Regions from separate parts of the Homo sapiens genome. Here region 1 is linked to region 2. Evidence: chromatin loops called from intact Hi-C (ENCODE). Cell type or tissue: chondrocyte. All regions are shown on one strand. Links, peaks and the distances in the headings refer to the core of each region. The heading gives the core; the rest is flanking DNA.

Evidence for each region. A loop is a pair of places that touch in the nucleus more often than their neighbours do. Peaks named below come from ENCODE experiments on the same cell type or tissue, not always from the same donor. Only the 100,000 strongest peaks of a DNase experiment are listed, where the experiment ranks them.
Region 1: it touches region 2 in a loop (3-fold over the local background); 9 of 110 quality-filtered maps call a loop at or near these places.

What each region holds. Positions count from the first base shown.
Region 1 is chr10:90,742,930-90,760,840 of GRCh38, reverse strand. It overlaps HTR7 (5-hydroxytryptamine receptor 7), which reads left to right. Exons shown (of 4, transcript NM_019859.4): 2 at 11,247-12,002; 3 at 17,151-17,248. Among named protein-coding and RNA genes, the nearest start is that of HTR7, 110 kb to the left of the region's middle. In chondrocyte, for the core only: a CTCF peak has its summit at 9,246 (motif pointing left); no DNase peak of the experiment used is centred there.
Region 2 is chr10:91,247,898-91,255,897 of GRCh38, reverse strand. It overlaps PCGF5 (polycomb group ring finger 5), which reads right to left. Exons shown (of 10, transcript NM_032373.5): 4 at 7,338-7,393; 5 at 7,174-7,233; 6 at 4,458-4,606. Among named protein-coding and RNA genes, the nearest start is that of PCGF5, 31 kb to the right of the region's middle. RefSeq lists a silencer at 7,887-8,000. In chondrocyte, for the core only: CTCF peaks have their summits at 4,052 and 4,252 (motif pointing right); no DNase peak of the experiment used is centred there.

The sequences.
Region 1 (17,911 bases), core at 5,607-13,606, 500 kb after region 2:
GGCGCAATCTCGGCTCACTGCAACTTACACTTCCCGGGTTCAAGCAATTCTCCCTCCTCAGCCTCCCAAGTAGCTGGGATTACAGATGCCCACCACCACGCCTGGCTAATCTCCTGTATTTTTAGTACAGATGGGGTTTCACCATGTTGGCCAGGTTGGTCTCAAACTCCTGACCTCAGCTGATCCACTTGCCTTGGCCTCCCAAATTGCGGGGATTACAGGTGTGAGCCAGTGCGTCCAGCCCATATTGATGTTTTGATACATATAATGTATAGTGATCAGATCAGGGTAATTAACATATCCATAATCTCAAACACTTATCATTTCTTTGCATTGGGAATATTTTCGATACCCTCCTTCTAGCTATTTGAATCTATATATGCATTGTTAACTATAGTCATCCTACAATGCTATAGAACACTAGAACTTGTTCCTCTTATCTAGCTTTAATTTTGTATCCTTTAACAAATCTTTGTATATCGTTCTTTCCTCCTACCCTTCCCAGCCTCTGTTATCCTCTGTCCTCCTTTTTACTCCTATGAGATCAACTAATTTTAGAGTGAGAACATGTGGTGTTTAACTTTCTGTACCTGGCTTATTTCACTTAATGTCTTCCAGTTTCATTCATGTTTCTGTGAACAACAGGCTTTCCCTCTTTTTATGGCTGAATAGTATTTAATTGTGTATATACACCACACTTTCTGTCTCCATTAAACTGTTGTTGGACACCTAGGTTGATTCAATATCTTGGCTATTGTGAATAGTGCTACAATAAACGTGGGGATGCAGATGTCCCTTTGATATACTGATTTCCTTTCCTTTGTACAGCACTAATTTTAAGAGGTATCTGTTCCTGAAAGATTGTGTAAAGATTATGGGAAAATATGAAAGCCATCAGGAGGTTGGATTTGTATAAACTATATGTTACAATTTTAAAATGTTACAACTTTAGGCAGTATCAGTTGATCTCTACTTTGAAAGTTGAATTGATTAGTGCTCTAACACTGTATCCTACCTTGCTTCCCCCCAGCTCCTGATTCTTGTGGCTTATATTATTTTTACTTTGTAAAATTTACATTCTGTTATGCTAATATAATTCCCATAGGTGTTACTGTTGCATTTAAACAAGTTCAGTAATAGCCATTGTTTCCCTGGTTTTTTTTTTTTTTTTTTTTTTTTGAGACAGAGTCTCGCTCTGTCGCCCAGGCCGGACTGCGGACTGCAGTGGCGCAATCTCGGCTCACTGCAAGCTCCGCTTCCCGGGTTCACGCCATTCTCCTGCCTCAGCCTCCCGAGTAGCTGGGACTACAGGCGCCCGCCACCGCGCCCGGCTAATTTTTTGTATTTTTAGTAGAGACGGGGTTTCACCTTGTTAGCCAGGATGGTCTCGATCTCCTGACCTCATGATCCACCTGCCTCGGCCTCCCAAAGTGCTGGGATTACAGGCGTGAGCCACCGCGCCCGGCCTTTCCCTGGTTTTAAATTCTTCATTTTGATTCATTTTTAGTTGGATGGATTTTATTTCCTCCCCCAAAATAGGGTTTATGGGCACTTTACTCTTCAAGTTCTTTCATGTTTGAGAATGTCTACTTCTTAGCTTTATAATCTTAGATAACAGGCATAATGCTATTTCACTTTTTTTTTTTTTTTTTTGAGACAGAGTTTCACTCTTGTTGCCCAGGCTGGAGTGCAATGGCACGATCTCGGCTCACCGCAACCTCCACCTCCCGGGTTCAAGCAATTCTCCTGCCTCAGCCTCCCGAGTAGCTGGGATGACAGGCATGTGCCACCACGCCCAGCTAATTTTGTATTTTTAGTAGAGACAGGGTTTCTCCATGTTGGTCAGGCTGGTCTCCAACTCCCGACCTCAGGTGATCTGCCCACCTCAGCCTCCCAAAGTGCTGGGATTACAGGCATGAGCCACCACGCCCGGCCGCTATTTCACATTTTATACACTCAATCTTTCTAGACATTTTCTATTATATTTTGGCATGGAATTCTGCTGTTGAGAATCAGCCTGATTTTTTTTCTACCTTGCATATTTTCTGATTTTTTTTTCTTTCCCAAATGCCTGCAGTGGTCTTTCCATGTCTTGAAGTTCAATAACTTTACTAGGATAAGTATCATGGATAATAATTCTATATCGCTTTTTCCCAACTATGTTATGTGTCCTTTTGCTGGTAAGATTCAGCTCTTTCACTGATTCAAGGAAAATGTCCTAAATTATATCACTGTATACTTTTTACATGTTGCAGCTCTATTTACTTAAACAATTTCCCCCCTACTTGTTAGGTACTTTTCTTCAGGGAGATGTTATTATTATGTCTTATCTTTGTGTGTTCTCCTTACCTGTCACCTTCTAATTGCTTGAATAAATTTTGAATAAATTTTTCCATATGCATTGATATGATTACCTCAAGCCTTTTTACTTCATGCCATTGATTTGCTTTTCAGGTGTGTCTGTTTCTTTTCTTTCCTTTCCTTTTTTTTTTTTTTGAGACAGAGCCTTGCTTTGTCGCCCAGGCTGGAGTGCAGTGGCACGATCTCTGCTCACTGCAACCTCCGCCTCCTGGGTTCAAGCGATTCTTCTGCCTCTGCCTCCTGAGTAGCTGGGACTACAGGCCAGCGCCACCACGCCCAGCTAATTTTTGTATTTTTAGTAGAGACAGGGTTTCACCGTATTGGCAGGGTGGTTTCGAACTCCTAACCTCGTGATCCGCCCTCCTTGGCCTCCCAAAGTACTGGGATTACAGGTGTGAGCCACTGCACCTGGCCAGGTGTGTCTGTCTGTTTCTATTCTCAGCTCCTGCTCATTCATCCATTAGATCTGCCCTGATGATGTTCTGGCCTCAATTTATTTTCTTAACTTAGCAGTCTCTTTTTATCTCATTCTGCTGTTTTAACATCTTTGAGCCTCTACTTCAGTGATCACATATATTTATTAAGGTCTCTTACAGTGAAAAGTACTTTTAGGAAAACAACTTCTATTCTGAATGTTATGTTTGCCTTTTGACTTGGTTCTTCAAGTCTTAGCCATGTTCTCTTTCTTTCTTTTTTCCTTTCATTGTTGTTATTGTTGGAGCATGTTTCTGTAGTTGCTGTAACAGTTTAATCTTGCTCATTCTTAATATGAGTTGTTTATTTAAACCCTAATGTTTGTTCTCACATACTGTGGTTGAATTTTCATCGATATTCTGCCTTATTTGATATGCTATTTTTCTCTTTTTAGGCTAGTATTTAGTGCATCTACTTTTCAGTTGCCCGGAAGTGTAGGGTTGCGGGGAAAGGAAGGGAGTAGATTCTACCGCAGCTGAGTGAAGTTTGTTAAGGAGGATTACTCTTTACTCTGAATACTCATTAGATGTCCTGGACCAGACAACATCCCGCTAAGCTCAGGATTTACCAGTCTTCTGGAAGTTGGCATACTCCCCTGGTTGAGCTCAGTGTCCTGAAAGATGACAAGTTCTGTTGGCCCTTAACTCTGCTAAAATGGTATGTGGGGCTTCTGCTCTTCATGGCTTTTCAGTACTTTTCTTTAGGTTGTCTTCTCACCCTCTTGATTTGCTTCTCCCCAGTATGAAGGTGTTATTTGGAATTTTAAGGATTTACTCACCCTGTTTCTTGAGTACTGCTTCTATGGGATGGGGTTGAAAGCCACACAGAACCATCATAAAACAGAATATTTTCCTTTCTTTTCCTGCCTCTAACCTTTAAAAAGTTTTTAGCTAAGGTTTTATGCCATTCATTTCTTTTATTATTGCTGATAAATTTTGGTTCTTTCTTTGCTGCCATCCCCGCCCCCTTTTTCTGAGGAATAAAAGGCCAAATTCTTTGGAAAATTTAGTTTATTGTGAATCCATATACAACTGAAGTAATTAACAAGTATAATTCAGGGGTCATTACTATTTCTCACACTATTCATTTTCATGACTTTGTATAATTGTCTAAAAATCCTTTAATAGACATGTATTTTTCTTTTTCTTTTCTTTTCTTTTTTTTTATGACAGGGTTTTCCTTGGTGGTGTTTTAAGCCACTAAAGTGTGGTAATTAGTTATGTAGCAACAGTTAACAAATATAATATATGAATTTTTACAGGCACTTTTAGAATTAAGTGACTTATTTTATTTTAATTAAATCTGATTTTCTCTCTTAAGGGAAACTCTCTTTTTTGTTTAATAATAATATCCTTTCTCAAAGAGGAGGCTTTGCTACTGTGTTTCCAAACTTGGTTGAATTTTGTTGCTTTCTTCCCCCCTCTCTCTTTTATCTACTTCTCTCCCTCAATGCTGAGGGCAGAATAAGGAATTTAAGTTGTTTATTGTTCCTAACTGTAAGTGTAGCTTAGAAACACTGATGGAAATGGTTTAAAAGTGTATTGGAACCCCACTGTAACATTGGTTTTAGAGAACAGGTTAGCATCTAGGTTAATGGCAAATGATAAGTTCAGTGTATTGTTAAAAATTTACTTTTAGTATTTAAAAAAACCTGATTTACATACATCCGGAACACTGCACAAATCATAACTGAATAGCTCACTTACTTTCTACAAGGTGAGCATACCTATGTAACACACCCAGAGGAAGAGAAAGAACATTTTCAGAACTCCAAGCTTTCCTCCTGCACCCTCATTGCTTAGGACTTCCTCTTCCCCGGAGGTAACTGCCATTCTGGCTTCTGTCACCAGCAGCTAGTTTTGCCTGGTTTTGAATAGTATGTTCTTTTTTGTTTTTTAGCTTCTTTAGCTCGAGCTTATGTTTGTGAAAATCATCCATGTTGACAAGCAGTAGTGGGTTCATTCTCATTGTTTTATAGAATTCCATTGCATAAATATGCCACAGTTTATGTACTTATTCTACTATTATAGAGTTATACTAATTTTACTTCTGTAGAGTGGATTAGTTTCATTTGGAGCTATTACCAACAGTGCTGCTATAAACTTTTGTATGTGTATTTTGGTTAATGTTCATTATATACTTGGAATTGCTAGATCATAGAGTGTGTATTATTTAGCTTTAATAGATATTACAAATAGTTTCCCAAAGTTACTGCATCAGTTTACATTCCCACCAGTAATGTGTGAGAATCACAATTGTTTCATATCTTCACAGAACACTTGGCATTATAGTTTTTATCATCATCATCATTAATTTTAACCACTCTGATGGCTGTTAGTGACATTTCATTGTGCTAATCTGCATTTTTGTCATGACTCGTGATGTTAAACACCTTTTGATATGTTTGGTGAAGGTGAGTAATTTTCAAACTTTAGGCCTTGATCCATTAATGGGTTATGAAATCAATTTAGTGAGTTAAGGCCAGCATTTAAAAAGTCTGAAATAGAATAGAAGAGAGTAGATAATGGTTTATAATGGTAAATACAGATTTGTGAAACTTTTGTTTAATTTCCTAAATATAAATATACACACATATCAGTTTATTATATAAAATGTTATATTTCTTTTTGTGAACCATGGTCAAAAAGGTTTTAAAAAACCTTGTTGTGTATTATGCATTTAAGAAAAATCTACAACTTGATTAAAATATAAAGACCACACATATCTCATTTAGCACAGGACTGGGAAATCTAATAGCTGAGATAATGGAAACATGATTCATAATGATTTTGTTAGGCTAAACTGGAAGCAAACTGTTCAGATGAAATATACAGTAAAGTAAAGCCCTTCATGTGGTAAGTATAAAGTCCTTGTAATTGAATGGGAGAAGGCTGCTTTGACAGCAGTGTGGGGGATAAAGACCCAGAACAGTCAATCCTAAACACAAAGTTCTAGGTCTCCAATCCTTGAATGAGAATAGTGGCTTGGGAATCTGCATGTTTCTAAAGCTCCTGAGTGATTCTTATAATCTGGCAGTTTCAGCAGCCACTGACATCAGCCGGAGATTCTAGTGGATTTTGCCAACTGCAAGGGAGGAATCTCCTGGAGGAGGTGTTCTAAGTGTGTGAACGCTTTTTAAGCTGAACGCTCTAAAAAACCACCATATTTCAGAATAATTCTACCTAGTTTCTTTTACTCCCTAAATTATCATTCTATAGCAGTGAAACTCAGAAGAAGCCATTTAATTAAAGAACCATTATCTACCATTTCTATACAGTTAGAATGGAAGACAGGCAGCAGAGTTAATTTACTTCCGATCCCTCTCTATGCAGATTATAACTCCCTAATCCTCTTTTTCTCTGAACCTGTACTTCAATGGCACCCCTATTGTGAGTTGCATATATTCCTCAATTATATAATACTTCAGTGCTTTCGTCTCTGAGATTTACTGTACTTTAACATTCGTATGCATTTTACAGTAAAATTTTGAAGGCTTTATAAGCATCCTGCTTTCTAATTAACAGTGAGGATAAAATGTTAGTGTGATTAAATATTAAACATGCATACTTAAGGAATGTTAAAAATCAGTCTAGTTTTTTTTTTCTTTTTTTCTTTCTCACCCTTGAAGGTAAGATTTATCCTATACAAGGTTTGGAAGAATGAATGTATAATTTAGAGAAACACTTCCCTGAATACCAATATTACTTTATGTAGTAATTATGGGATTTTAAAGGCCAATGAGTTCTTTTTCTTTTGTATAAACTTATGAATGTATTCTAATAAAGTACTTTTGACAAGCTAATCAAATAAAACAATGTAAGATTTAATTATCAGCTTTCTAAAGATTTTATGAACCAGATTGTTTCTATTGCCAGAATCATATAAATTAGGAATCTCAGAATCCTCTTAAATCTTTTATTTTGTTCTTAAAATAGTGTTTTTTTTACATGCTCACTACAAAAATATCAAGCATAGAAAATATAGAGGAAATTTAAAATCATTAAAATTTCTTCATCTCAGGTAAAACTACTATTGATATTTTAGTTGATATTCTTGTAGACATCTGAGCATACACAGACATGCTCACACAAGCATACACCCAGTTTTATATAGAAAGGTTAATAATATATGTTATATGATATTCTATTACTTATCTTTAAGAGCTATGTGTTTTTAATCCACTCTTCTGTTGTTTCTGTGTTAGTAAATACAGACGTACATCATCATTTTTAATGGCTGCATTATACATATTATATACAGTATATATATATATCATATCTAATCTCCTATTGATAATACTTAGATTGCATTCTTTTTCCTCTATTATGTGTTTAGTAACATGTCTGCACATTAGTCATTTTGCATTTGTACAATTATCTTCTTAAGACAAAATCCTAGATGTGTGATAATTGCCAAACTGTCTTCCAAAATTATTTCAGTTGACATTCCCAATAGCAACGTAATAGAATGATTGCTTTTTCAGTTTTCTAATATTGGATTTTGTCTTTCTTAAATATTTGCAAATGATAAAAATGTGTCATTTTAAAATGTGCATCTCTTTATTAATGAAGTTCTGAATATTTTTAAGTGCTTATTGGTCATTAGTTTCTTTCTCTCTCTCTCTCTCTCTCTTTAAAATAGAGATAGGGTCTTGCTATGTTGCTCAGGCTGGTCTGAAACTCCTGGCCTCAAGTGATCCTTCCACCTTGGCCTCCCAAAGTGCTGGGATTATAGGCATGAGCCACTGCGCCTGGCTTTGTCCATTAGTTTTTCTTCTTTGATCAATTGCTTAAATATTTTTATTGGGATGGTTGGCTTTTTGTTTTTTCTTTTACAAACTCTGAAGTTCTTACTATGGGATGGCTGTGTTTTGTATTGACCTGTAGGAAATCTGTGAATATTGTGATATTGCCATTTAGATTTCTAGTTTATGATTTGACTTTTAACTCTTCACAGAATGATTTTTGAATTAAACTAAATGTTGCTTATAAATGTCACTTATTTATTTTGTTTGTTACAAACATTTATTGATGTTTCATTTTGTACTTTCAAGCTTTTGTATTATAGTTAAGAATGGCCTTTGTCATCTCAGAATTGTGGAAATACTTGCCAATATTTTCTTAGGGTTTAATTTTTTTACATGATAATCTTTGATCCATGTGAGATTTATATTTAATCAAACGATAAGAAGCCAGTAATACTTTTACCTCAATTGCTGGCCAGTTGTGAGACTTCAAGAATATCCAATTTTTTACTAGTGATTTAAAGTGACTCCTTTTATATTGAATTCCCTTATATATTTGAATCAATTTGAACCTATCTTGTTTTATTGATATCTTTTTGAATAATTATTTTGGGGCTTTTATTTCTGTGGCTTTATACTTTTTTTTAATGGGATAAGTATCCCTTCATTATTCTTTTTCAGATTATCTGTACATTTTTGCATGTTGACTTGGTGAGCTTTAAAATCGTTAACAAAAGCCATGCCAGTTTATTCATTGGGGGTTATATGGTATTTATAGATTGAGGGGAAATAGGTACTTTTATAATACTAGAATTTCTTATTGAAAAAACAAGTTTTTTCCCCCATGGATTTAAGTATTTTAAAAAATGTACCTCAGTAGCATTTTGTATTTTCTTCATATAGACTGTAGGTATTATTTTTAAAAAGCTTTTTCCTAGGTGTTTTTAGTTGTTGTTAATTGCATCATCTCCACACTATTTTCTGATTGTTAATGGTTAAAACAAAATATTAACTTTTGTTTATTTATTTTATATCCAGACACGTTAGTAAGCACTCATTTTTTTTCTAGTAATATTTCAGTTGATTTTAGCCTTATGATGTCTCACCAGGTGGAAGTGAGGAGCCTAAGAAGTAAATATAACTACCTTATTGTAGGATGTCTTGAAATCATTAGAGAATGGTGCCTAATGTAGAACAGAGTTTATGAAATATAATTTGTACATCCAGGGCAGACTGAATATGGACTAATCATGATTGAAATATAATGTGTCAGCCTAAGTGTACTAGAATGAATAAACATACCATTTAAATGAGATTATCTAAAATTCTGAAATGTTCTTTGTACTCTATTAATCTCTCCGGATTAATCTTTGTGAATTCTGTATTATTTACTTAGCCAGGAAAAAGATGGGATTGTTATTTAAGTGGGAAGGCATAGTTCTAGTAAGGAAAGTGTGAAGAAATGGGAGAGAAAACAGATTTCCTCAAAATAGGAGTTTACTAGGTTGTGAATTCCAGGCATGCTAATTTTTTAAATGCTCCACAAATAAAATACAACCTTTTTTGTCATAATTTTTCCAACATAATACCTGTTACTTCAACCACCTACCCTATTGAAACACCCCCCTTCCCAGTAAGTAGGTGTAAAATGATCTGACAATGCCATCTGGTGGCCTCCTGGGGAATTGTGTAAAGTAACCTCTACCTGCTGGACTTCACTCCTTGGTGAACCTGAGGCACCATCCTGGGCTCATGTCTTGGATGCCACATTGAGGCTTGAGAGCAGGCATTTATGCTGGGGCTGTAGACAAAGAAAGACGAGAAATCAAAATCCATGTCTGGGAAAGGCTGCTGGGGAAATAAGGAAGGTGCCCAAAAGGCCACATTCACAGGAGCTGGTTGAGAACAAGGACTAGATTTTTCTTTTCCCTCCCTCTTCCCTTTTCCCTCTTCCTTACTCCTTCACTCCCTCTCTTCTTCTGAGTTACTTTCCCCCGCACTGCCCGCCTTTTTCTTAGCTCTTATTCTTGCATTCTCAGGAAAGCCTCCCTCTTTCTCTTCCCTCATTCTGTTTGGGAGCCACATCATAATCCTAACTACAGCTGATAAATCTAAGGGTAGTGCTTGTAGGTCAGCTTTATTAAGGAAAAGGGGAGGCGGAAGTTTGCAAATGAAGAACCAGCGTCATGAACGCCTGGCTCCTTGGAAGGGATCAGAAGTTCCCTTCAACATTACCATGGCCTCAGGTTTTCCCCTTCATCTGACATGATTTCCCCATTTGCCTGCACGCAGGATTTTCGTCTCTTCTACTCACTGTCCTATCCCCAACACCTGGAACAGAACCTGTCCAGTAAAATGAGCTCCATTAATACTTATTGAAGGAAAGAATTCTAGAGAAGTAAGAACATCTGGCTCATTATTTTTTACTATATTTCAGTGTTGTCTTCCTGTAAGTGTTATAGTGATGCTAATTTTCATTGTGAAAGTATGATTTTGGACTTTTGTGGGATAATTTAAGTATTAAAGGATATTTCTAGCAGAAATTGTTTTTTGAGTTCTAACCTACTAACTGACTAACTTTCAGAAAATAACCTGTTGGTAAGTTAGGGACTCTCTGTATCTTTCCTTTTTATGTTTCAAGAATGTATCTTTTATACACATAAAGGAAGTAAAAACAACAACAAAATGACCAGTTTTTTTTCTGTCTTTGCTTCTCAAGTGCTCCTAGCTTTCCAAAAAAGACTCTACGACTATTAAATATGAGGAAAACACAGGTTTGAAAAGCTGAAAAATATTAAGCATTTGGCAGAACATCTTTTCTGTATATGTTTTCTCTGTGTGCACAGACTTGTTTGCATTACAAATCCTTGATCACAGACTTGGAGTAATATTTATTCCCTCTATAGAACTAAGCACAGAGAAAATGTTGGATTTCCCTAACATTTTTCAGAATTGCACCCTTGTTTTGTGATTCTCCTAAGAACTGGAGAGAGAAGTCAGGCTGCTTTTATTTCTTAGATTGTTCCTCTGACATTGCTGTTGTGTGAGAATTTTCTGTGGGCAAAATAATAACAATAATAATGATAATAATAATGATCATTTTTTGCTAACCATTTCAACACTCTAGGATTCCCAAATTATCTCACGAATCTGTGTGATCTTAAAGAAATGCTTTTGCTGTAATGCAAAGGGAAAGCTAAAATGAATTAAAAGCTGGCCTAAATTAAGACAGCTGGGGTGATCACTGGGTGTATAATACCAGAGTGTGGTAGACCTTGGTTAAGTTTTGAGAATGTGTCACAACATCCTACATCAGAGTTGATATGTTGTCCTGGTTGATTTTGGTGGCTGTGGTCATGGGGACGGAGAGCTTTTTAAACTTTGTTGACTTCGTGGATTGTGAAAAACTATAAGGCATGCACAAAGCATGGACTGACTTTAGAGTCAGAGGGCTCTCAGGCTACAATCTGGCAATGCCTCTGTGTGACCCGGAATAAAATAGGTAACATCTCAGAGCCTTAGTTTACCTTTCTGCAAAATGGGAGTAATGATGCCTACCTAGAAGGGCTGTTGCGAGGACTGGCGCTGGTACCTGGCTGGCAGGACTTGCTTGGTTGACCAGTTATGATCACGGTGTTCATCTGTTATCTTTCCATCTCTCCACTAGGTACCTTGGGATCACAAGGCCCCTCACATACCCTGTGAGGCAGAATGGGAAATGCATGGCGAAGATGATTCTCTCCGTCTGGCTTCTCTCCGCCTCCATCACCTTACCTCCACTCTTTGGATGGGCTCAGAATGTAAATGATGATAAGGTGTGCTTGATCAGCCAGGACTTTGGCTATACGATTTACTCTACCGCAGTGGCATTTTATATCCCCATGTCCGTCATGCTTTTCATGTACTACCAGATTTACAAGGCTGCCAGGAAGAGTGCTGCCAAACACAAGTTTCCTGGCTTCCCTCGAGTGGAGCCAGACAGCGTCATCGCCCTGAATGGCATAGTGAAGCTCCAGAAGGAGGTGGAAGAGTGTGCAAACCTTTCGAGACTCCTCAAGCATGAAAGGAAAAACATCTCCATCTTTAAGCGAGAACAGAAAGCAGCCACCACCCTGGGGATCATCGTCGGGGCCTTTACCGTGTGCTGGCTGCCATTTTTCCTCCTCTCGACAGCCAGACCCTTCATCTGTGGCACTTCCTGCAGCTGCATCCCACTGTGGGTGGAGAGGACATTTCTGTGGCTAGGCTATGCAAACTCTCTCATTAACCCTTTTATATATGCCTTCTTCAACCGGGACCTGAGGACCACCTATCGCAGCCTGCTCCAGTGCCAGTACCGGAATATCAACCGGAAGCTCTCAGCTGCAGGCATGCATGAAGCCCTGAAGCTTGCTGAGAGGCCAGAGAGACCTGAGTTTGTGCTGTAAGGTCATTTATCACTATTTTCCTTTTATCCCCCAAACCCTTTTATGCAGCTTTTTGAGGCACATCACAGAAAGCTTCCTGAACGAGTAGCTAGCTTAGTTTTTACTAAACATACCAGATTTGAATTGACAACAGTATAGACTCCAGTCTTCCACCCAGTAAAATTCCAAAAGCCAAAAATAGGTACTTAGTTGGATTGGTAGATGAGACTAATTTGCTGATGAATTGCAATTGATGTGATTGACAACAAGGCAGGTGATATTTTCCCTTCTTTCTCCATAAATGACATCCAAATGATATCCTTACATCTGAATTTGTGTAACATTATTATTTTAGTTGTTATTATTCTTCTGTCCAGTAAAGCTTTTTTGATAACCTCATCCTTCACAGATAAATTCTTCTTTTGAGGTAGGAGGCACAATGATCTTTTTAGTATGCAGTTACATTCACCTGGGCTGAAAGGAGGCAGCCCAGGAAAAAGAAGAGTTGTTAGTGTGGGGAGATGCCAGGATGAGGCAAGGTCTTAAAAGCTACAAGAGCCGGACATGGTGGAGCGCCTCTGTAATCCTAGCCACTTGGGAGGCTGAGGCAGGAGGATAGCTTGAGCCCAGGGGTTGGATTATGCAGTGAGCTATGATCATGCCACTCCAACCTGGTTGACAGAGCAAGACTCGCCTCTAAAAAATAAAAGAAAAAGAGCCACAGGAGCTTTTAGGAAATGTTCCTGCCCATCTTGGCAGGTGAGAACCAAGAATTGGTCTAAGAAGTCTTAGTGACTTTCAAGGAAGCAATTACAATAGGTTCTTGGGATCTGAAAAAGGATCTGATGGTGATAGAGAAATGGAAATTTCAGAAGTGACCCACATGTTAAAAATTTGGCATTGTAAAGAAGGAAAGAGATAGTATACTAGTTAGAGGTGTCAACATGTCTGATGAAGACTTTGTTTTAAATGTGAGGTAGAGGAGATTTCTTCACGTTTGAAAGTCAGGGGAAAAATAAACTTGGAATGAAAAATTGGAAGGTTCTGGTGAGAGAATGAGCAGATTAGTGTTGGAGGTGTCGTTCTTCACTGAGCCTGGCAGGGAGGAGTAGACTAGAGAACCAGGGACCACTCTAGCAGAGAGGGACCTTCCTGGTCATCTTGTCCACCCCTGTCTTTCAACAGAAGAGCTAACTGGGAGTTGAAAAGTGAGATGTCTCACACTTAGCTAGTGTCACAACTAAGTCTAGATTCCACATCATCTGAATCCCAGTGCTACTCATTTTTCTTATACTGGACTGCCTTTATCTTACAACTGAAAGTTGGAAGACTACAGCTATGCTAATTCTTAAGCTGAGTGTAGCTTCACAGGCATTCATGTTTACTTCTATATACTCTTTTGTACACGAGATTGTTCACAATATAAAAAGTAGCATTAAAAAATGTAATTTTAAGTTCTAGAACATGTACTGTAAGCAAACCCAGAGATCTTACTATGCCTATAAGAGTTCGTTGAACTGACCATTAGGATTTTGAATTCCTTCAGAGAAGGAACAATGTCTTAATCAGATTTCTTTCTGCAGAATCTAGTACAGTGCTTGACACATAATAGATGATAAATAAAAGTAATAACTGCTAACCATTATTGAACACCCGCTACATGCTATGCAGCATGCTACCTGCAAAATAGGTGCTTCTAGCATCCCCACTTTTCAGAAGAACAACTTAAGGCTCAGGAACAAAAGTAACTGACCTATGTTCACACAGTCCCTAAGTGGTAGCTGTGATATGAATCACCCCGATGCTTGTATTGAATGTTATGCAGTTATACTTGTCAAGTGACTTCAGTATATAGGCAGTGAAGAGTCTCAGAATATTTTTGAGCTGGAGACTAGCCATAAGCTCTCTAAGAAGACAATGAGAATGAATTGTTACTCTAAGTAAGTAAAGTTTATTAGACTTACTGCACTACGAGTGGTATCCACTCCTAGACAGTCTTAGTAGTTTCTCAGATGAAGGAAATAAGGCAAGGATATTGATAGGGTTTTGGGGCTTGGGCTGGGTGATTTGAAGGTAGGGAACTGGTGAGGATTAGGCAGAGTTTATGACATAATAGCTTTAGACTGGTAAGTACAGCTAGATGAGGGCTGTGAAGTGAGTGTTAATGAGCAAACTAGTCTTGATAAGTAGGCTATTTTTGTTGGCATATAGTCTTCTGAAAGTGACTATTTCCTAGAACAAATAGCTAGGTTATTTTGCCTGGCTGCAGCATTTTTTAGCACAGGAAAAGGAAAGCGTGTTGGTTTTAGTTCTCAGGAGTAACATGGGAAGGTCTCTCTGGCAATAGTGAGGAGGGCAGACAAGGGAAAGATGGGTGGCAGGGGATCCAGTTAAGCAGCCAGTGTATAAAGTAGGAAAGAACAGATAAAGTCATGAGCAAGGAAACACTGCTATATTTGCATGCATCCATAGGGTCAAAAAACTTGAGAATCATTTTATTGATTATTTTAGTTAATGATTCATAGATAATTCAGATAGATCATAAAATGGTAATCTTTAAAATGTAGCACAAAAAGGTTTTCCAGTTTAAAATAATAACATGCGTTTGCTGAGGATTCACTCTCAGACACTTTGCTGAGCACTTTATGTGAATTTGATCAATTAATCCTCAAAAGTTTATGATAGGTTAGTTTTCTTCATTTCCATTCTGAAAATAACAAAACAAGGGCGTGGAGAAGTCAAATGATTTCCCCCACAGTCATATAGAGAGTGATAGAGCTGGATTTGAGCCCAGGACATCTGTGTTCAAAAGTGCTTTTAACTTCTATGCTACTGTGCCTTTTATAAAAATAAATCAGCTAACATAAAGTCTAAAGATATTTGCCTTTGTATCTTTAGCTAGTCTGGAGGCTTGGGTGTTGTTTTCCTGTAAGCTTAAGACAGAGGTCAGCAAACTTTAACTGTGAAGGGCCAAGTGGTAAATATTTTAAGCTTTGCTAGCCATATGGTCTCTATTGAAACTACTCATCTCACTGATGAGTAATTTGTCACTGACATAAGTAAACAGATAGGCCCGTGTACCAATAAAACTTTATTTACAAAAAGGGGCTGCCAGTTGTATTTGGCCAACAGGCCATAGTCTGCTGTATCTTCTTTGCATTTCTCTCAGTTTGAATTTATAATTACAGAATATCTACTTCATTAAGGACGATTAGCCTAAAAATATCCATCAACTTTAGGAAATTTCTAATATGGCTGCCATGCATTGAGGAAGATACAGAAAACAGATGATATCTTTCATGTCCTTATGCACATAATTTTGTTGGATATACCTTACACAAACAGACATATGTTGCTATGGCCTGAATGTTTGTGTCTCCTGCAAAATTCATATTTTGAAACCAAATTCCCAATGCAATACTATGAAAATGTGGATTCTTTAGGAGGTAATTAGGTCATGGGGGCAGGGCCCTCATGAATGGGATTATTGCCCTTATAAAAGAGGCCTGAGGGAGCTTGTTCATACCTTCTACCATGTAAGGAAGCAGCTAGAAGTTACCATCTATGAAGCAGACAGCGAGCCCTCACCAGACATGGAATCTATTGGTGGCTTAATCTTGGATTTCTCAGCCTCTCAAACTATAAGAAATAAATTTCTGTTGTTTATAAGCTACCAATTTATGGGATTTTGTTATAGCAGCCTGGCTAGGCTAAGACATATGCACATGGCAACCTTTCTGTAATAAGGAAAGGTGGAGACAGGAAAAACTATGGGATTCAAAGGAAAGGAAAATAACTCAGAGCTTACACTAACCCTAATCAGAGAAGACTTCCTGAAGGATATGAACTCAAGCATGTCTATGAAGTTGGTCAAAGCATTTATAGTGAAAGGAGAGCAGAAATGGTATTCTAGGTGAAGAGGACTTTTTTTGTAAAGGCACCAATGTGGGAGCTTATACAAAGGACCATCTGGCTGAAGCTAAGCATTTGGGTGCAGGAACTGTTAGAGATCAAAGCAGAAAAGTAGATTGAGATGAAATTATAAAGGCTCTTCTATGCTAGCTCCAAGAATTTGGACTTTTAATATTGACAAATGGTTCTTAATCAGGAGTAATTTTGCCTCCCATCCCAACTCTCTGTAGCCATTTGGCCATTTCTGGAGGGATTTTTGGTTGTCACAAGTCTGGGTGGCACACTACTGGCATCTACTGGGTAGAGGCCAGGGCTGCTCTTAAGGATTTTACAGTATACAGGCCAGCAACCCCCCGCCCACCCCCCAACAAAGAAGTACCTAATCCTTAATGCTAAATGTGGGACACTCTGTAGTAGTAAGCCATCAGTGAATCTGCAAGTAGGATCAGTGAATCTGCAAGTAGGGGAATGGAGTCATCAAAATGGTCAAGACTGATGCAGTAGCACTGTGTGGATAACTCCAAATGTAGAAAATGGATGTAAGGAGTCTCTTCATTGGCTTGTTTTTCCCAGAAACATTTGAGGGTCTGCTATGTACAAAGCATGGAACCAGGCATGGTAGGGTAGAAAGATGAGTAAGGGACAGTTGAAGTCTCTGGAAGCTTTTAATCTAGTGTGCTGGGGTGGCTGCAGAGGTGGTGGTGGCTAGTAGGAGACTTGTAATCAGAACCCTTTGCTCCCCCTGCCTCTCTCTAGCTCTCACTCATCTTGTGGCCACCGTGCAGATTCTGGACTCCTCCAGACTCAGGGCTTTCTCCAGCTCTTTTCCTCCCATCTAGCTTCTGGGCTTCTAGTCTCTCTTACCTTTTCGCCTTGCTCTGCCTTCTTGGCTCTACGTATTCTCCTACATAATAGTTTCTTTCTTTCCTGTACAAACCTGTAAGACTGTTCCTACTCCCAAATATTTACCCATTTCTCCCCATTTTCTTGATCAGCATAACCAGAACCTCAGGAGTTCATCAGGCACTCGAAAATTTTCCCTGGGGTAATGAAGTGAATAGATGGAGGAAAAGCTGTGAATACTTTTGCACTGGTAATTTTAATTTACTGCTATCAATTTTAATCCTTTTCACAAGTATTCACAGATTGGTAATATAAAACCAAATATGATAATGAAATATAATCAAGGATTCTTTTTTTCTTTTAAAATTTGATTTACTTATGGATTTGCTTTGAATTGCCATAAATTGCAGGAGGGCCTGCACAAGGAGGGTGCTGTTGAGACCAGAAAAGAGGCCACCGGTATCTGTGTGGGTGCTACAATCTCCAGACCATCACAATTGGTTAGCAGGTGGGTAGCAAGGAAAGGGAGACTTTGGAGATAGTGCTGTGGTCTGGAGGAATTCAGAACATGAACTATGTGAGCAGAGCCGTGCTGAGCTGGAGAAAGCACTGTCTCTCCTGTGCTGGGAAGAGACAGTGGCCCTGGGCTAGGAATGTGTCTGTGGAGCACAGATGGTTGCCAGTCCCCTCTTCAGATACGTGGAGCCTAGAGTGCTGAGTCTGGGCTGAAGTGCAGTACTTGTCCTCAGGTGTTATTGTGTGAGGCTGAGGGGAAAAGCTAGAAACCATGTCTCCAGCAAAATCCATCTATTGATCACCCATCTGAAGGGCTGGGCTGAGAGGGGGACCTCAAAGAAGGAAGAGCAGGACTGCAGGCAAGACAGCCAAATGGCAGGGTAGGGGGTGCTTTAGATGGGGTGGGTAGGTGGAGATTAGGGGCACAGTCCCAGTCTCTGGGTCCTCATAGACCTAGCTCTTAGGCACATGATGTAGTGTGGTAAGTTGAGGCCTGTGGAGGTGCAGAGTCAGGGGAGTGGCTTTACACCAGGAGAAAGGGACTTTTTCTCAGCCCTTGGCTGACACTTCTCTATCACTAATGCCACTTCTGAGCATCTAGGAACGAGGGAGAGAAGTGAAGTTTCTTGGTCCCTACACACATACCTTACAATAA
Region 2 (8,000 bases), core at 1-8,000:
CAGGTTGTGCATACGTTACGTGCAAATACTACACCATTTTATATAAGGGACATGGGATCCACAGATTTTCTTATCCATGAAGGGTCCTGGAATGAATCCCCAACATATACTGAGGGACCACTGTATTTGTTAGTATCTCCCATATTTTGTTGTTGTTGTTGTTGAAACTAGACATTTTAAATAATATAATGTTGCAATACTGGAAATCAGATTCCTGCCTGCTCTTCAGTCCTAAACTAATTCCATAAAGTCTGTATTCTTTACCATATGTAGTCATGAAAGTTTCTGCCTAGAGGTCAGCTAATAATGGAACAGAGATTTCTTTACACATCTGGAGCCATTAAGTTGCTCAGTCTTTGCCAAGAATCTGGGTATGTGTTTGGGGGCATACCACCAATATTCAACTAAGGTGTTGACAACTCTGCCTTAGTCTTCACTTCCTACTCGTGCAGACCACCTCAAGGTGAGGCAGAGGTGAGAGCTTAGGGCCTTCTCAGGTCCTTCCTGAACATGCATACAACTCTACATATGCACGTGGCCCTCTAGATTTCAAGGAATATGTCACAGCCTTTTGAAGCTCCTAGGGACATCTCACTCTCCAGCTTTTCCATTTAAGCTTTTTGGTTAGTCTCTTGTTTGCTCCAAATGTTATCTATACCTCAGGCAGTTGTAAAGTTGAAACATTTGCCTGTAATTGTTTTTGACAAATGCCCCTTTCCCCCACCCACAGAGAAGGCTTTTTCCATGGGGGCAAGCTCCAAGTCAAGTCGAATACTGACAATCTTGTAAGTGGGGTCTCCGAGGAAACAACCAGACAAGTCAAATAATGACCATTCTTTGGCAATGAGGCTTTGAAAAAGCTCTACCTCTGTTCTTTCCCTTTGGTCCCTGAGAGGCTGCAATGGGAAAGCAGGCTGTTATTTTCAAGGCTACTGCAGAATTTGAGCAGGGGCTGGAACTAAAGCAAGTTAAAATGCCACAAAGCTCACCCTTTATACTGATAGTTAGTCATCTTCTTGATAAAATGCTCTATATGCATCTATAAGCCTTTGTTTAATATCAGATCTCTGAAAAAGCTGACACTGAACATTTTTGCCAGTATTTTTATACTTTCATGGAAAAGTGAATTTTCAGAGATACTTACTCTACTCTTTTTATTGACATCCCACTCTTGACTTTGACTTCTGTATTATAAAAGCAGTAGATATTCTGTATAAACTATACATGCAACTACTGCCCCACCACATTTGTGAATCACATCCTACTGCAGAGGAATGAGATGGCTGAGAAGGCTATAAAGCAATACAGACATTGTGTCTCTGCCACTAAGGGATTTACAGTCTAGTATCAAGGACAACACACATATAAAAAAAAGATAGTATCAGTGCCTAGAACTCTTAGGCACATCCTTAATAGATAACAAACTAATCCCTAATTGACAGATAAATATAAGTACTACAGAATTTCAGAAAAGGGATTCACTAGGTTGGGAAAAGCGTCACAAAAAATAAAAATCTCTGGGTCTTGACAGAAGCATAGGATGGTGGAAGAGGAAAGAACACGCCAAAAAGGAAGGGTTGTTCAAAGTTTTAGAGGTCTTAAGTATTCATAACACAAGCTTTTATATAATCTAGATACAGATCTTTTGTCAGATATATGGTTTCCAACACACACACACACACACACACACACACGAGGTGGAGGGGAAGAGACAGAGAGAGAGAACGAACACATACATAAAGGAATAATCACTTGTTTTGAAAGGACGATTTACTAATGGGTTTAATGGGAGATAAACTTATTAAAAGAGGTGCTTGTTAGGGAAGGGCCTTGAATACTAATGTAAGGAGTTATGACTTAATTGTACAGGCCAAAAGGTGGCAAACTTTTGGCCTGTACAATGACCATGTCCTCAGGCCAAATCTGGCTGGCCATCAATTTCTGTAAGTAATGTTTTATTGAAACACAACCAAGCCCATTCATTTACTATTGTCTGTGCTGCTTTAGTGCTATAATGAATAAGTTGAGTAAATTGCAACAGAGACCATATGGCCTACAGAGCCTAAAATACTTACCATCTGACCCTGAGATTGGTCATGGCCCTCACTCTGGGCCTTACACACACTCAGGCAAGTGGCCCTAGCCCTGGATAACAAAAGAAAAATTAAGGGTACAGAAAACACTTAATAACTACTTAAAAAATGTAGATATAAGGGTGAGCAGCACTAAACTGGGGGAATTTTGCAGGACTTAGTGACTGGTTGAAAGAAAAGAGTAACAGATCAAAGATGACGCGAAGCTTTTGAACTTATTTGATTGGCTGAAAGACAGCAGTCATAACTAAAACTGCATGTTTGGACCAAAGTTAGATGAAAGTATAATGAATTAGACAACTTAGACAAGTCAAGTTTCCGGTGTTAGTGAAACTCTCAACTGGTCTATTTAAAAATAGAGACATAACACTTCAGCTTGGGAAACAAAGCAGGGCTGGAAATGAGGACTTAAAAGTCCTTTGCATAAAGAAGAGAACAACAGACATGAGGCCCTACTTGAAGGTGGAATGGTAGGGGGCGAGACAGGATTGAAAAACTACCTATTGACTATTATGCCTATTACCTGGGTGACAAAATAACCTTACGCCAAACCTGTGACACACAATTTACTTATGTAAGAAACCTGCACATGTCCTCCTGAACCTAAAATAAAAGTTAAAAAATCCTTTGCGTAGTTGAAGCCACACAGAAAATGGAGAAGATCTCCTAAAATAGATACAGAGAAAGTATTAGGACATACTTACATATATCAAGTAGAAGGCAAGAAGTAGAGGCAGTGGAGACAAAGCAGGAATGCCACAGGAAAAAAAGGAAGAATCAGGGTAGCTTAGTAAAAGTCATTTATAAACTAAGAATGAAGGTACAAGGATGAAGAAAAGTCCATAAAGGAAAAAGTGAATGGATAAAAGGTCAACTAGAATAGCAAAGTGTCAAAGATGTCAAAAAGGAGAACAACAAGCAGGGGTGGTTAATTTTTCAAATAAATTTCTAAAATTCAATCTTTTATACTTTCATATGAGAAATCATGCAGAGAAGTGGACTTTACGTTTGTTTATGAGAAGATATTCAGCCTTTCCATTGATTTAACTTTCAGTATGAGCTAACTCATGTATTGGAGAGCTAAAGGATGACCATGAACTCTATGAAAAAGAACTTCCCAAAAAGGGGGATGACTTTTGGGAAAGACCATAAGAAACAACTGAAAATACTGTAAGGATAAATAGGTACAGTGGTCATTTCTCTAAAGATAGATGCACTTTATTACATGCCCTGTCCAATAAATTCCCCTTAACAAAATCAATTACCTTAACTATTTGTATGTATAAGACCTAACCAAGTTCCTTGAGTGAAAGATGTTTTTTCTTACTACTTACATCTTCACTGTCTACTGTTCACATAGTGGATAAATATTCACTGAATTACTGTGCTCATATATGTTGTTATAAGATGCCAGGAAAACTTAATCTGAAGTGAAAAATTGTTTTTCACTTCCTAATAGGAAAATGCCATTAAACGTATTAGTAAAAAATTCAACCCACTAGCCTATAGATGTACACAGAGGAAGTAAAAGAAAATTAGAGACAATGAATATAGGCATTTGAATAAAACACAGAATACAGAGAGATAAACAATATTCTCAGTGGCTGACATTTGCTAGGATAAAGTGACAAAAATCTAACAGCTGAAGTAGTGAAGATTTGTAATAAAAATAAAAGCTGCTTGTAATAAAAAGGTAGAAAACATTATTAAAGTAACACCATTTAAAGACCAAAGAAAATCTATAAAAGCAGAGTGTTTTAAACTTCCTATAAAGATCCTCTAAGGAAAGATTCAATTAGCAGAGGCAGAGGAAAACAGTACCAGAAATGGAGATTCTATAGGAAATAACTGAGGGCCTTCAAGGAGTTTAAAAGTTCAGAGGCATTTTACAACATCTAATTTTACTTCAAAACTAATTGATTAAATTATTCACAAAATATGTTAGCTCTGACATGGAAATCTTGTTGAGTTGCAAATAAAAATAGAGAAATAAAGGATAAAATTAGAAGAGAATGAATAAAAGGGCTAGAACTACCAGTGACATGAAATTCTCTAAGTCTAAGTTGGTCACCACTCTAAAAAACAGAAACCATGCATATGAATTTCCAGCAAAGGTATAAAAGGAGAAACAGAGGTGTGATTCTGGGCATTAGCCACTAGATGGTGGCATTGGCCCAAGACAGTTCAGTTGTGGGAATAGTAACCATTTCTAAGCATAGGATTGTCAAAGAATGGCATTTTATTTAATTATGTTAATTAAAACTTTGAAAGCAAACATTTTGAAGCATTAGAAAATTTGTCAACAAATTATCAAGGGTTTACTATAAACTGATCATAAAAATACCATAGTACTTGTTCACTCACCTTTACTACATTGTCCCCTGATTGCCCATTATTTCGTAAACAATCTAGACAGATAGCAATTTGTGGGTCACTTCTGTGATAATCTTTATCATCTTCATTTTCATCACCTTCTTCATCTACTTTCGGTTTGTCAGCTTTTGAAGTATCATCTGTATAATTTAAACAAAACTAAGTTAGCTATAAATCAAAGTTGATTTTAAAGTTAAGCAATCATACATTGATAATCAAAACAAAAATCAACTTTAAAAAATTTCCTAACAGTTTTTGAAGAAGAACTTAGTATCTTTAAAATGTTCCAACCAACTCAGCAATGGAAATATTTTGTAAAAAAAAAAAAAAAAAATTGGAAACTTATTAACATAGCTTAAGATTTCTAGGCTCATTGGGACATCCAAATGAAAGATTCAGGACTAGCTGTATTTAGCCAAAAAAATGATTACAATTAGTAATTAGACTATGTTAGAAAGTGGACAGAATATATAAAAATACTTCCAAATTATTTATAGGTGTATATATAAATTATACTCGTTTATAAATAAGTATATATTCAAATTAAAACCAAATACTTTTCAAATGATAAAATTAAGTTCTCAAAATTTCAAATTACTATTCATAAAATCAGCCAGTGAAAAAAAACGAGTATAATGAATTAGCTTTTTAACATGTATATAGCTATTAATACATAACATGTTACAACTCCATTAAAGATATCTCAATGGCATACTTTATATTATATACAAATGTATTTCACCTATTACAAACCTGTAGCCTATAAATAATGCAGCTATATTTATCATTCATCTGTTGAGTAGTTCTAACTATATGTTGGATACACATCATACAAGGCCTGAGGGAACAATACTGAAACTAGAGCTATCATCCTCTCTCTCACAGTGGTCAGGGTATGGAATCAAATAAAGGCAAGCTAAAAAAAAAAAAAAAAGAAAAAACCAGACAAATACAGGATGTGAGAGGTAAAATGGACTATGCATGCACATATAAAAGAGACAATAAACCCAAACTTTGGGAGTGAAGCAGGGACGATTTCCAGATGAGATACCTCTAAGCTAACACTTGAAAAAATCAGCCAGCTAAACATTACTTGTAGAAAAGCTTCCCTGCAAAGTGACTGGCCAGATCCTTTTTGATGACTGTAGTAAAAGCACTACAGGTATACCATAGAGCGGGGAGGTGGGTTCTCTTTTTTCTACATGTTTTCTTCTCCTTATTTATAGAGAATATACATAGATAGGAGTTGCCTTCTATGAACCAAACTCCTAGCTCCAACAAAAAATCTGAATTCTCCACCCAAGCTAAAGACCAAATACCAGAAATACTTTAAAATGGGAGAAACAATAGGAAAAGGGAGATAAAATTCACAAAGTAGGCTACAGCCCTTCACAAGTTAAACTGTGATACGTAGAACCATAGAGTAAACCTACCACGTAACTTCTGATGACAATCCCTCAGGCTCCTGTCCTCTTGAATAGGCAGTCAAAAACTGGAATATTTAATTAGCCTTATCTTATCTGTATTTTTACTAGAGCACTACTACTATAATTGGTTGTTATTGTTTAATTGCAGTGTACACGTGGGTAAAACAAGCCCTAGTTATTTTTTTGGCCAGGCTTAGCTTCTTTGCCATTTTTTTGTTGTTGTTGTTACAGATAAAAAATAGTCTCTTGTTACCTTATTCTAGCATCAAAACTATTCTCAAACTTCCCCTGCTCTAACAGCCTTGCACAGTTAAGTTGAACGAATAAAATGATAATCTCCATTTTACAGATTAAAAAAGGGAGATCTCATCCACCTTAATCATGTATAATTGACAATCCTATGATCTTATGGGAAAACCAAGATTGGGAGGCTGAACTTACAAGTGACCCTATAAGAACACACACACATTCTTGAATAACTTTAAATGATATTTAGGACATCCTAAATTAAATCTCATATTTAAAAAAATGGGAGCGATACTAGTTTCTTATAATTTTAATATCCCTTTGTGTAGATTTTATACATATATATATATATATATATATATATATATATATATATATATATATATACACTAAAAGCCTTTTATCTGCTCAGTAATGTTTGCCCCTTTGCTGAAATTATTATTAAAAATTACTAATTGCTGAGTCTTTTGGGACCCAGAGGAGAAATCTGGGTGATGGAGAAAATTCCCATAAGCACCCAGAAATACTTTCTAAATTTCCATGATGTATAAGTTTGTATCACCTGAGCTCTACTTATAAAAACTTCATTCCAGAATATCAGAGCATAGTAAAATCTCCTGATCTGGCTCTCAGCCACATCTCAGCTCCCTCTCCTTTAGAGGCAAACATACAAAATAAAACAAAAAACTCTTCACTGTTTAGTTGCAAGCTGTGGCTATTTCTTACTTCAGCTTCCTTTAGCTCCCTAGAAATTACCACTATAAACACCTAGCCAATCTTCTCTTTTATCTCCCTTTTCTCTTCCCAAAGTCCAATTTCCTCTATTTCCAATTACCCTCACTAAAGTGACTTCAGATTTACACTCATTTATATAAAATCTCATATAGAGAAAAAGGTTCGTAATGTAAATAAAAGGGTGCATGAATTTTGTGCAGGAAAAATGTGAGCCTGAAGAGACATATTAGTTCACCTAAACTATGAAAAGCTGACCAGTTTAAGAGGTGCTGTCAGAAACAGACATAAGAAAAAGTCACCTTGTCCATTTTCTTGAGGCTTATTTTTCTTCCAAAATTCAGATTCACGCTCAAGTTCTTCTAATTTAAAAGAAAGAGTATAAAAGTAAAAGTCATGAAATCTTTAATAGAAGTGTTGATTTCATAAAACACAAAAGTCTGCAAGAACCTAAAGAGCCACTTACGTTCTCGTAGTCCAGGGACCAGCTTAAATATAATTTCCTCTAATGTATTGTCCAACCTTCGAAAGGGGGGAGAAAGAAAATACTAACAATGAAGACACCAAGATCTGACATGTAAATAGTCTGAGATGTATAATCTTATACATGTTACAAAATACATACACAATTTTAGCACATCTACTATACCATACTCTTCTGTCCATGGAACACACTTATTTACAGCCTTCCCCAGTAGTAGACTGATAACAAAAATGGTCCCAGTCCCCAGCTCTCTCTATATCCAGACTCTTGAGCATGACTTTGAAACTCCTCCCTTGACTAAGGATGGAGTTTATTCCCCTGCCTTGGAAATACGGTCTGGCTTTAAAACTTGTTGAGGCCAGCAGAATGTGGCACAAGTGACTGCTTGGTTCTAAGCCTAAGCCTTAAGAGGCATCAAATGCTTTTGTCTCTATTTCTCTCTCTCAGAATCCTGCTACCATGAGAACAAGGCTGGAGGATGAGAGACCACGTAGAAGAGAGCCAAGCTGCCCTGCTAAGGCCATTTTAGACTAGTCCACAGACAGCCCATCCCCCAAGATCAGCACAGCAGATTACCCAATGCACAGCTAACTGCAGTTGCATGAGTGAGCCCAGCCAAGACCAGATGAACCACCCAGCTAACTC